2 separate regions of the Homo sapiens genome follow, and region 2 is linked to region 1. The links are chromatin contacts, found by Hi-C in ENCODE. All regions are on one chromosome and are shown on one strand. Each heading gives the region's core, a stretch centred on a gene start or an enhancer-like site at or near the end of the contact. The rest is flanking DNA. Distances are from core to core; before and after follow the strand shown. Region 1 has its middle 11 kb from the start of HELB. Region 2 has its middle 18 kb from the start of DYRK2.

The links. Hi-C counts contacts between places; a loop is a spot of excess contacts on that map. Pooled maps may share reads with other maps.
Region 2: a loop to region 1 is called in a map of naive thymus-derived CD4-positive, alpha-beta T cell, with 7 times the contacts of the local background. The contact joins two enhancer-like sites. A Hi-C loop is called at or near these places in 1 of 168 maps with a recorded cell type or tissue (naive thymus-derived CD4-positive, alpha-beta T cell) and 1 of 50 pooled maps.

What each region holds. Positions count from the first base shown.
Region 1 is chr12:66,287,488-66,294,553 of GRCh38, forward strand. It overlaps the pseudogene RN7SKP166. Among named protein-coding and RNA genes, the nearest start is that of HELB, 11 kb to the right of the region's middle. Within about 2 kb of position 3,449, at least 2 of the 41 ENCODE cell types and tissues checked have a DNase peak (open chromatin) inside an H3K27ac peak, as active enhancers do.
Region 2 is chr12:67,627,430-67,633,782 of GRCh38, forward strand. No RefSeq gene overlaps it. Among named protein-coding and RNA genes, the nearest start is that of DYRK2, 18 kb to the right of the region's middle. Within about 2 kb of position 3,467, at least 4 of the 41 ENCODE cell types and tissues checked have a DNase peak (open chromatin) inside an H3K27ac peak, as active enhancers do.

The sequences.
Region 1 (7,066 bases), core at 2,199-4,698:
AACTGAGAACAACTGTAGTAGGCTAATTAATGTCCTCCCAGCCCCACAAAGATGTCCACATCTTAATCCCCAGAACCTGTGACTATATTGTCTTACATGGCAAGAAGAACTTTGGAGATGTGGTTAATGTTAAGGATCTGGAGATGGGGAGATTATCCTGGATTGTCCATGTGGGCCCGATGTAATCACAAGGGTCCTTATAAGAGGGAGGCAAAAGATTCAGAGTCAAAGTCAGAGAAGGCAGTGTGACCGTGGACACAGAGGTCTGAGGGATGTGGCAAGGAATGATTGTACCCTGGAGCACCCAGAAGGAAAGCAGCCCTGCTTCCCCATTTTAAACTTCTGACCTTAAGAACTGGGTGATAATAAATTTGTGTTGTTTTCAACCACTGGGTTTGGGGTAATTTGTTATAGCAGCAATAGAAAACAAATGTACTAACCATTGCATTTAGCCATGTGGAAGTCACTGGTGACCCTGCACCAGAGGAATTTCAGGGATGTGTTGGGTTGGAAACCTCATTGAAGTGGGCTAACAAAGACCAGGAGAACAAGTCTATCCTAAACACATGCAGGACCTTTTCTAGAATTAGAAGAGGGGCCTGCTTCAGGCTGGCCAATTGAAAAAGGTGGTGCTTCTGGATAAACCAATTTCCAAATGTTTCTTCTCCAACCATGACAAAGTCCTATGTCAAGCTTTCTGCCTGGCAAGCAGAGAATGGAGTAGATATTAGTCTCCATCTGTGCCCTTCTTCTCTACCAAATGCCTCTGTGCAGAGTACAACCGGAACTCAAGCTGAGTCGGTGCTGAAGGAGAGGAGGAGCAGATAATAAGTACAGATAGCCCTTTCAAGTGGTTTTGCTGCAGGAGCAAGGAAATGAGAAGGTAGCTGGTGGGGAGGGGAGGACAAACAAAATTTTTTTTCTTTTTTTTTTGAAACAGAGTCTTGCTTTGTCACTCAGGCTGGAGTGCAGTGGCACGATCTCAGCTCACTGAAACCTCCGCTCCCGAGTTCAAGTGATTCTTCAGCCTTAGCCTCCCATGTAGCTGGGACTACAGATGTGCACCACCATGCCTGGCTAATTTTTGTGTATTTATGTATTCATTCATTTATTTATATTGATTGATTTTTTTGAGATGGAGTCTCACCCTGTTGCCCAGGCTGGAGTGCAGTGGTGCAATCTCAGTTCACTGCAACCTCTCCTTCCTGGGTTCAAGCGATTCTCCTGCCTCAGCCTCCAGAGTAGATGGGACTACAGGCCGAAGCCACCATGCCTGGCTAATTTTTTGTATTTTTAGTGGAGATGGGGTTTCACCACGTTGGCCAGGCTGGTCTCGAACTCCTGACCTCAGGTGATCCGCCTGCCTCGGCCTTTCAAAGTGCTGGGATTACAGGTGTGAGTCATTGTACCTGGTCTAATTTTTGTGTTTTTAGTAGAGATGGGGTTTCTCCATGTTGACCAGGCTGGTCTTGAACTCCTGACTTCAAGTGATCCACCTGTCTCGGCCTCCCAAAGAAAGGATCTTTTGAGATGGCAAAGGCAACTGTATTTTTGTGTGCTGATGGAAATAATTCAAAAAAGAGAAAAGTAAATGATATAAGAAAGAAGGGAGAATTGCTGAAGTGATATCCCTGAGTAGATGAGAGGGGATTGGGTCTAGACCATATCTAATTGAGGACTACAACAGAGGAGGTTATGTTTGATAAAATCAATAAGAAGGAACAAGGTGCAGTGTAAGATAGTAATATATTAATAATACATGTACACTATGAGGTTGATTGACACAAAAAGAAAGAATGTAGAAGTTGTGCAGCCAATCAGGAGGAAGTCATAATAAGTTAGGGGAGAAAGGTATAGAGTCGGGTGTTGGTATGACTCTTACACTGGAGTAAGCAGGGTTCTTAACCTGGCCTCAGGGGACTCCATTCTTTGAAGTGCTTTCCTCAAATCTTCTAAGACTTCCTCTGGTACTTGGGACCAGCTGATATTGGCAGTGCCATCTGGGTGGGGTGTTGCAAACTTGGGTTGGAACCCCATGTGGGCCCCCATCCTTGTTCTTCCATTTGGGGTGCTCTCTAACCCTCTGTCCCATGGATGAGGTCAACCAGATACACTGAGGAGTTCCATGAAGCCTGCCTATACAGTCACTCTGGTATTCTCTGGCCAGGCCCAGGTTTTGGGAGGGTGACCTGGCAAGCCAGTAACTCCCGTTGGGTAATACAGTATGTATGCATATATGTATGTATGTATGTATGTATGTATGTATGTATGTATGTATGTATGTATTTTAAGGTTTCTGTGCAGTTGAGCTACTGAAATGGTATCGACAGATAGATTTGGAATGGCTTAAGCTGTTTACATGACAGAGCACCTGCAAAATATCCCCAGGGATGGCCCTGAATGTGACATGGGGATCGCCTGGGGTGGAGTGCCGTGGTGTGATCTCAGCTCACCGCAACCTCCGCCTCCTGGGTTTAAGCAATTCTCCTGCCTCAGCTTCCTGAGTAGCTGGGATTACAGGCACCTGCCACCATCCATGCCTGCCTGATGTTTGTATGTTTTGCATTTTTAGTAGAGATGGGGTTTTACCATGTTGGCAAGTCTGGTCTTGAACTCTTGACCTCAAGTGATCCACCCACCTCTGCCTCCCAAAGTGCTGGGATTACAGGCGTAAGCCAGCATGCCTGGCCCTCATAGAGATATTTCAGAAAACCAGGAAAAACACAATTCGGGGAGTAGTGCTTAAATCAGAAATGCTTAAATCTTGTGCTTACTGCTGTACTTCAACAATGATATCATTTAGCAAAGAGATCATAGGTGGAGTTTTTGAAGAGTTGGACAAAAGTAGTTTCTCTCAAAATAAAAACTTATGGCCAAATATTATGGGAAAGATGTCAGCCAACAATAATCTCTCCAAAACAGAGCCACCCAGGAAAGAGGTAAAGAACATTTATTTATCCTGTATGTAGCATATATCAGTCTGTTCTCACGCCGTGAATAAAGACTGATTTAAAGACCTGAGACCAGGTAATTTAAAAGGAAAGAGGTTTAATGGACTCACAGTTCCACATTGCTAGGGAGGCCTCACAATCATGGCAGAAGACAAAGGAAGAGCAAAGGATGTCTTACATGGTGGTAGGCAAGAGAGCTTGTGTAGGAGAACTCCCCTTTTTAAAACCATCAGATCTCACGAGACTTATTCACTATCACGAGAACAGCACAGAAAAGACCCACTCCCATGATTCAGTTGCCTCCCACCAGGTTCCTCCCAAGACATGTGGGAATTACAGGTGCTGCAATTCAAGATGAGATTTGGGTGGGGACACCGCCAAGCCATATCAATGTGCTATTTATCTTAGACCCCTGTGTACAGAGTTCTTACAGGCTCATCCAGCAGCAGTGTAAAAAACAAGTAACCTTGCAATTCAAGTTATTTGTCACTTAGAGATGACAAGAGGTTGTGGTAACTTTGCAACTGTTGTGGTTTTACCCTAAGGTCCCAGAGAAGTGTGTATCTGTTTTACAAATCTCAAACAAAAGAGAGGCAACAAATCAAGGAGATTGATACTATGCTGCAGTGTATGCCTCCTCACAGCCCCAGGTTGGTTCCTGGGTGCATGCAGAGATATTTAGAACACAGAGCTGTGCCTGAACATGTAGCAGCAAAGAGCACGGTCACTGGAGCCTGACTTCTTAGGTTCAAGTCATGGTTCAGCCACTCCCAACTTTAAGCAAGTTATCTAACCTCTCAGCAGAAGTTTCCTCATAAGTAAGATAGATGCTTTAATGTTAACTATTTCATGAGGCTTTTGTGAAGAGTAAATGAGTTAATTGAAGGAGAGGACTTTGTGATGTGTGGAAAGCACAATGTAAACACTCAGTATTAGCCATTATAATTGTTGTTGTTTATAATTAAGGGAGGAAGTTAAATATATAAAATTGTTCTGTTTTCTGAGTGTGAAAGCATTGTCTTTGTACTCTCCAAATTCTGGGGTTTTTTTGTTTGTTTGTTTTCAGAAAAAAAACAAAAACAAAAACAGAGTCTTGCTCTGTCACGTAGGCTGGAGTGCAGTGGCACCATCTCCGCTAACTGCAACGTCAGCCTCCCAGATTCAAACAATTCTCCTGCCTCAGCCTCCCGAGCAGCTGGGATTATAGGTGCCTGCCACCACGCCCGGCTAATTTTTTGTATTTTTAGTAGAGAATGGGTTTCACCATGTTGGCCAGGCTGGTCTCAGACTCCTAACCTCAGGTGATCCACCCGCCTTGGCCTCCCAAAGTGCTGGGATTACAGCATGAGCCACCACTCACAGCCTATGTTTTCTTACATCAAAAATAAAATCTCAGAGATTTTGCATTCTTTAATGAATTCTGCATTGTGTAACACGAGTTATTACTGCATTATGGCTTTGTTTTTTAAAGGAGAATTTTCCAACTCTTTTGAAACTCCCCTGCATCTGCTGTCCATATCTTCATCACATTATCTTTCCACATTCTCCTTCCTGTCTCCCTTTCAGTCATTCTTTCCCTTTTTGCTCATCATTATTCCAACCTAGTTCTTCATATCTCACTTTTCTCCAATGCAGGATGATTTTCTCCCTTCTTGGCCAGAAGTGGATGTTGTATATGAAATCTTGTCACAAATGGAGGAAATTTCCAGCCATTTAAAATAAATCAGGAAAACAGACCTGCTGATCTGAATGTAGTTTATCTTTTGCAACAAGAGTGACTCTGTGGAATGCTCAAATATATTTCTATTCCAGAAAGTCAGTCTTCATCTATTGATGATTATAGATTGCATAAGCATAGCACTTTTCACATGTTCCCTGATTTGCATTCCTTCTATTCAATAATTCATTCCATAGCCCATACAACACAATATCTCATTGTCAATTTTTAATATCTCTACCTTGGTTTCAATCCATCATTCTATCTGAAATAGCAAAACCTCACTACAGTCATGCTCTGTGTTAGTTCATTTTTTGCTGCTTGTAACAGAATACTTAAAACTGGATAATTTATAAAGAAAAGGAATTTGTTTATAACTTAGAGTTATGGAGGCTGGAAAGTCTGAGGTAGAGAGAACATATCTGGTGAAAGCCTTCTTGCTGGTGGAGCAACAGGCGGCATCACATGGTGAGGGGACTGAACATGTTAGTTCAGGTCTCTCTTCTTCTCATAAAGCTACCAGTCCTGGATGTGAGGGTGATCTGTCTGTGACATCTGCCACCCCATTGATAGCCCGAGTTGACTTGGCTGATCTGGCCAGCTAGGCGGTTGTCCCCTTCCTCCCTCACCACTCCATGTGTGTCCCTCCCAAAGCTGTGCTCGGTGAAAGAGGATTACCATCCCTGATAGAAGAGGACTGGTCTTCGGTCAAGGGTATACGGGCAACTGCGCTCCCCTGCTAGAACCTCCAAACAAGCTCTCAAGGTCCACCAGTCCCACTCCCATGATAACCCATTAATCCATTGACCCATTAATCCATGAGTGGATTAATCTATTCACGAGGGAAGATACCTCATGACCCAATCACCTCTTAAATGATATGAAATGAATATACCTCATGACCCTCCTCACCTCTCAGTGCTGCCACATTGGGGATTAAGTTTCAACATGAATTTTTTTTTTCTTGAGATAGAGTGTTGTTCTGTCACCCACGCTAGAGTGCAGTGGCGCTATCTTGCCTCACTGCAACTTCCGCCTCCTGGGTTCAAGCAATTCTCGAGCTTCAGCCTCTCCATAGCTGGGATTATAGGTGTGTGCCACCACGCCTGGCTAACTTTTTGTATTTTTAGTAGAGATGGGGTTTCACCATGTTGGCCAGGCTGATCTGGAACTCCTGATCTCAAGTGATCTGCCCATCTCAGCCTCTCAAAGTGCTGGGATTACAAGCGTGAGCCATGCCGCCTGGCCCTCAACATGAATTTTGCAAGAGACAAATATTCAAACCATAGCACTCTCTATCCCCTTTCTCTCTTTTATCTTTGCTTCTGGTTCTCATCATCATTTGATATTACTTTTACTTGCTCCCTGGCTCCTTCTTAGGATGGATCCTTGCTCCTTCTTAGGATGGATCCTTGCTCCTTCTTAGGATGTACAAGGACTTGGTCTGTTTTGTTTACTGTTATTCTCCAGTACCCAGAACAGTAACTATCCTAAAATATGTATTGACTGAATAAATGAATTGTAGTCATCTACTTCTTAGTAATACTTTGCAAATGTTTGCTTTTTAAAAAGTTATACTTATCATATAGGATGAGATAAATAGTTTTCATAAAATGCCTAACAAAGACCAACATGATCAGCTAGAAACTGATCCCCAGCTCCATCTCTCTGTGGTAGCAGAGTTGATGCATTTTTGTTTTAGTGCTCACCTCAACCATGGCATGTTTGTTAGGAAAGGAGCTTCCAGAAAATGTATTTAGGAAAGCAATTCTTTTTCTTTTTCTTTTTCCTTTTTCTTTTCTTTTCTTTTCTTTTCTTTCATTTATTTTTTGGGTTAGGGTCTCACTATGTCACCCGGGCTGGAGTGCAATGGCACAATCGTAGCTCACTGAAGCCTTGAACTTCTGTCCCCAAACGATCCTGTTGCCTCAGCCTCCAAAGTAGCTGGGACTATAGGTTTGCACCGCCATGCCCAGCTTATTATTGTGTGTGTGTGTGTGTGTGTGTGTGTGTGTGTGTGTGTGGTGATGGGGTCTCTCTTTGTTGCTTAGGCTGGTCTCAAACTGCTGGCCTCAAGCAATCCTCCCACCTCGGCCTCCCACAACTCTGGAATTACTAGTGTGAGCCACCGTGCTCATTGGGAGGCAGTTCTTTTGTTTTTATTTTTATTTTTTGAGATGGAGTGTCACTCTGTCACCCAGATAGGAGTGCAGTGGCACGATCTCAGCTCACTGCAACCTCCACCTCCAAGTGATTCTCCTGCCACAGCCTCCTTAGTAGCTGGGATTACAGGCATGAACCACTGCACCTGGCCAAGGTAGTACTTTTTAACGAACATACTCTCCTACAACTTACAAACTCATATGCTGAAACAGAAATATAAAGGCATGAATTTAGC
Region 2 (6,353 bases), core at 2,217-4,716, 1.3 Mb after region 1:
GGTTCAGATTTGTACGTTCTTGATTGGTTCTCTCTGTTCAAAGGTCAAATTCACAATAGTGCTTTTGACTCTGCAAGAGATAGATTTTCTTTGTCTCCTGTAGAACATTCTTACTACCTATGAATAAAACTTTATAAATACCGCAATTATTTGGGTTCTATTTTTGTATTATTCTCTTTTTTTTATTGTAATTATTAAGAACATGAACTCTAGCTGGGTCCAAACCAGGCACTGAAACTAAGTCTGTAGTCTTAGGCAAATTTTTAAACCTCCTTTTGCCTTAGTTTTTCTCCTCTATTAATAGAGATAACAATTCTCCACTTTCATAGCATTGTAGTCAGCTATGATACATAAAGCCCTTAGAATACTACCTGTATGATACTACACAACATTGCATTTTGTAAATTGAGTACTTTGTAAAGCGCTTTGAAGGAAAGTCAGAATGAAAAAAATTCTCTGAAATGGGTAAATGCCAACTCCAGAATTAATATTAGACAGTTGATCGCATCGCATTTTAACACAACTTTGATGGCACATACAATGAACAGTGACTATACCCACATCTAAATTAGTGCTAAGAAATTAATAGCTAATTGAAACATTAATGTGGCCAGTATATTATCCATTTTGCTTTATTTTATAATTGTTTCTACTAAAGTAACAGATTTTTATATTGTGGGTTTTTTTTCTTTTGGTCTTTTTTTCAGGTTCAGAAGGAACATTTAAGTAACATGGGCCTAAGAGTTGTAACATCTTAACGCATGGTAAGATGTTAAAACAAATGTAGCCATCAGTGACGCCACTGAATTAATCAAGTAGTTGGTGCAAAAGTAATTGCAATTTTCTCCATCACTTAAAGGGCAAAAACCATAATTACTTTTGCACCAACCTAACAGAACTCAGATGCAGAAACATGCCCAACAGCCACAATGGCCTAAATGTACCTCTCCAAAGGGCCTTATTTACAATCGCCATAATATTAAAGTGAATCCTCTACCCCTTAGTAGGGCATAACTTGAAATAGTGAATTTTCCTTTGTTCATATTTAGAGGTTTCACATGTTTGGAATTCAACAACAGGGCTTAACTTCGATAAATCAGGAATCATGGGTCATGTTCAGAGAATGTAGGAAATAAATCTTTCTGTGTTGGCTCTATCCTTCTGAAGATCATATAAATATGCTCATGATTGGAAGCATGCATTCTTCTTTATAGATTTCAATTCTGAAAATAGAAAAGTTTACATCTATGGCATTTCTACTTAATTCATTCATCAAACATTTTTTCAAGGAACTCTTATGTCCCAGGCATTGTTCTGGGTACTGAAAAGCAGCAGTTAAAAAAAAAAAAAAGAGAATGACAAAAGTCTCCAACCTCAAAAAGCATACATTCTAATGGAGGGAGACAACAGAAAACAAGTGAGTACAAATAAAATGTCATATGGTGGTAAGTGTGAAGAAGAAAATAAAGCTAGGGTCTGAGAGGCAGCACTGCAATTTTAAAGAGAATGCAGCTTTAAATAGACTGCACCTTTAAATAGACCTGAGCAAGACTGCAACGTTTAGGCTGGGATGGCTGTAATCCCAGCACTTTGAGAGGCTGAGGTGGGAGGATCACCTTGAGGTTGTTAGAGGCTTCATGAGCTACGATCACGCCACCGCACTGCAGCCTGGGACACAGCTCAAGATCATATCTTAAATAAATAAATAAATAAAACAAAGAAGGCAACATTTAGCAAAGACTTGAAGGCAAGGAGGACATTCTTGAGGAAGAGTACTCCAGGCAAAGGAACCAACAGGAGCAACAGGTAAGGCATGTGTGGCGGGGCATGCACGGTGTGTGTGAGGAACAGCAACAAGGCCAATGTGGCTGAAGCGAAGTGAGCAAGGCAGGGCGAAACAAGGCAAACCACCAGAGGGGCAAAAAAGGAGCACATAAATTATACAGGAGCTTTTAGCTACTCCAGAGACTTTGGCTTTTGCTCTGGCTAATGGGAAACTGTCGGGGAGTTTTGAGAAGAGAAGTGCCATGATCTTACATTGTGAAGAGATCAGTATGCCTACTGTTAAGAGGCTACTTCTGTAATCCAGAGGAGAGATAATGGTGCCTTTGAGCATGGTGATATTTGTGGCAGTAGTGAGAAGTAGGTGGATCCTGGATATTTTTTAGTGTAAAATCAACAGGATTTGCAGATGGATGTGATGTGATGTGTAAGAGCGAGAGAAGAATCAAGAATGACACCCAAGTGTTTGGCTTGAGTGATGGAAAGTCTAGACTTGCCATTTGCTGAGATAAGAAACACATATTGGGAAAAACAGAGGTAGAGAGGAAGAAATCACACGTTCAATACTGGCTACGTTAAGTTCGATATCCTTATTTATCAGGTATCTAAACAGCGATGTTGAATAATGTCTTAGTTCACTTTGTGTTGATATAAATAACTACCTGAGACTGAATAACTTATACAGAAAACAGGTTTATTTGGCTGACAGTTCTGCAGACTGTACAAGAAGCATGGCACCAGCATCTGCTTCTGGTGAGGACCTCAGGAAGCCTCCAATCGTGGCAGAAGGGGAAGGGGAGTGGGCATTACATGGCAAGAGGAGGGAAGCAAGAGAGAGAGAGGGGCAGGTGCAAGGCTCTTTTTTAACAATCAGATCTCCCAGGAACCAACAGAGGGAGAACTAAGTTATTATGCAAGGACAAATGTTCATGAAAGATCCTGAATGTCCCAAATACCTGCCTCCAGGCCCCACCTCCAACATTGGGGAACAAATTATAACATAAAATTTAGAGGGTACAAATATTTAAAGTATATCAAAGAAAGAGTTTGCTTTAAGCATCATCTCTGTTCTGAATATATTACTTATAGCTGAGTGTTTCTGTAGTAATGAGACATTTGAATTGTTTCTTGGTGCAAACCATGTTTATGAACTTCTACAAGAAGTTCAGAACCTCAACACTGCTTTCAGGAAAAGCAAACTAGTAACAGTAAGATATCAGTTGTGTGCTTCTGATGTAGAAAAAGAGTCCCAAAATAGAGCTAACTCTGTCTAGAAAAGCTGCAAGAGGTTACCAAAGAGTAAAACCAAAGATTTTACTGCAGTGAGCTATTACACAGGCAGTGGTTTTAGGGTCTTCGCACTCTTCGGTGCTAAGTATAAATCGGTTTGATTTTCAAGCACAAGAGAAAACAATGTTTCTTGTGCCAGGTATGTATTTATGCACAAACTAGTTTGAAAGGCTTCAGCGTGAATGCCCAAATTACAATTGACCTCTGTTAGTCTCAGCAGTAGCACCAAGAAATGGAGCATAAGAAATGAAAAGAAAGAAATGTCAGGATACATTTGTAGCAACAGAGAAATGGCGGTGAGAAAATCTCAGGAAATACAAAGCTTACAGTAAAATTAAAAATCTAAATGCCTGCTGGAGAAAGGTGGTAATGTCAATGGGTAAAGCCAGCCTAGCACACACACAATAACAGGAAGTGGTGGGGACTGCGGTGACCTGCAGGGCAGGCACTGGTGGGAAGTGGGGAGGGCTGAAGCTACAAAAGGTGGGGGATGTTCTCCGTTGCCAAGTAGGACTAGGAGGAAGCACAGTGCAGACAGATTTTGCCTTATTTCCAGAAAAGCCAGAAATCTGGATATTTACATGAAATCTCCTGATTTTTAAATGTTGGCATTTAGTTCACATTTTCAAAAAACACTGTGGAAGCCAAACAAAACATATCTGCAGGCTGCTTTTGATCTGTAATTTCTAACTTTGCAACTTCTAACTTTGCCATTTACATACAAACAGTTTTAATTATTGAGTAAACTGAGCCATTAAATCCCTACATAGTTATGACAATGATTTCCCCTACACAGAAGAAACAGAAGAAACCATTTTTTTATGACCTGAAGCTTCTGTTGCAGTATGAAATCATGTTATTCAAATACTAGCAGAGGAAAAGCAAAATAATAGAATAAAAATAATTCCTTTCCTTTTCAGAATTTTTACAAATGAAAGTTGTCAACTTTTATTACTACTTTTGCATAAATCTTCTGAAAGTTAAGTCACCATTAAACTAAATATGATGTGGAATAAGGTAGAGTTACGCTCTGCTGCTTCTGAAATAGGTTGACATTTTATAAGATTCTCCTGGAATATTCCTCTGAAGGATGTTGGGTTTCAGAAATCATATAAGCTGATGGAAAACGACTGGTTCTGACTGAAATGAACAAGTGGAAGGAGAGATTTTCATTATGACTAAGGCTATTTCATAGTCTTTCCCAGTAACTCATTTTCTCCATCATTCTATCTGGAAATCTTCATTGAAAAGCAAGAATACCAGACAATTGGATAGATTTGAAGGAATGCTTAAACTCGATTCATTCTCATAGCCTAAGCAGGCCTCTGGACCATGCTTCAAGCACTGTGATTTGAGAGGAATCTGAGAAATGTTCTATCTTCCAGGGAAATTTCCTAAGAATCTTTTGCCCTGTGGTGGCTTTATTTCTACCTATACCTATAGATTTGGAGGAGAGAGGGTCTTCATTTTTCTCCTCTAAATTAATTGAGAGAATAGACATTCCTAGAGTGGGGGTAATATCTTAAAACCCTTACCAGCTAATGGTTAAGGCAGGAAAATGACTTTTTGTTCCCCCAGCAGGAGCAGGGAGCCAACAGGGCAAGACTATAAAGTAATGGCAGAAGCTCCGGAAGTCTGGAAACAGTATGAACTGGAAGTGTCAGAGTGTCACTCAATTCTGCCTAGAGCAAGAGTTCAGACAGCCTTCAAATCACTTTGGATAAACACAGGAGGCAGCCAGGGAAACAAAGCACTGTGGAGTTCAGTGTTCATTGCCCGGATGGGCTGATGGGCTCGTTGAGGAGAGGGAGTTTATTTTAAACATCTTTTGTGCCTCTTTGCAATGCCTGGTGCAGGGTTAGGCATACATCTTAGATGTAATAAATACAAGTTTAAATGAGTACAACATCTTCAGATGGATTTGTGACTCTAGTGTCAGACTATTGTATATATTATCATTTGACATTTCAAAATCATTTATATTCTATCATACTAAAAGGCTCACACATGCATGTATTGTTGAAGTTATTAATGGTTTCTTACCTAATTCAGGCACATTAAGTCTGCAGGTTAAATGCCAAGAAGTAGACTTTCAATATAACTAAAACATGCTCCTTAGAAGCAACCAAATTGTTTTAAGTATTTTAATTAAGATACTTATAAAATTACTGCACTCTTTCTTGCTTCACAAATTAGAGTTAAGTATAAAGAGCAAAACTGAACTATTTCTTAATCACTGCAAAAGATCATCCATCACATCTGTTGCATTAACACTTTAGGATTATTGTTGGTCTAGAGCATCTTACTTCAGTGCTCTACGGCTTAAAGCAGCTATGCTTTTTAGATCCTTTGCTTGCTTTTGACAATTTTTCTGTCTCTTTCCTTACTGAAAATAGTCAGTGGATCTTTTACTATCACCCTCCCACCTTTCTTAATTTGCTAACTCTAACATGCAATGGCCTGAGAAACCAGATTTCTAAGCTTAATAGGAAGGTGTATCAAAGAATAATAGCTCATACTTGTGCATTTTCTGTGTGCTAGGTTCTGTTCTGTGAATTTTAAATAGGTAATCTGATTTAATCCTCTATGAACCCTACAATGAAAATACTATTTTACAGGTGAGAGAACTGACACAAAGAGCTTGAGAAACTTGCCAAGTTCATATAATTAGTAAGTAGGGGAGACACAATCTGTATTCAGGCCATCTGACCACTGTACCATGCTATGGATTGTTTTTGAGTAAAAGAATGGATGATTCTTTCATTAATAAAATTCATGGATTGCAATGCATGGATTTTGTGACACCAATTGTGTTTATCTACAAGTCTTTAAAAAGTCCCTTCTGCTCTTCAGCTGTGTTCTGGATCGTTGATGTTAACATTTGGATGACCTCTGAAAAAGTCAGAGTTATGGTATTTTAAATGTAGGGAAGGCATTTATATTTTCTGGCTTAGTCTTTTCACAAGATTAGTTTCAAAAGGTGAGTAGGGTTCTTGTTTGGTCTCATCAGTGATAAATCAAAATTTCCTCAGGTTCTTCAGGGAATTTAAAAAGTCCTCATTGCTTGAAATGAAAATAGAAAATGACTTCGAAGTTAGAGAGATTAAGGATAATTTTAGTAAACTTCACTCTCGCCCCCATTTTATACTAATCCCAAATCATTTCAGGAAAACTTTTAACAACTAGGGGAAAAGATGCATGGGGAGGGCTATGGAGGAAAAAGTGATGTTGGAAAAGCTTGGCTCAAGAGGAAGCTGCTGAATGTAGGTTGGTCATTTACC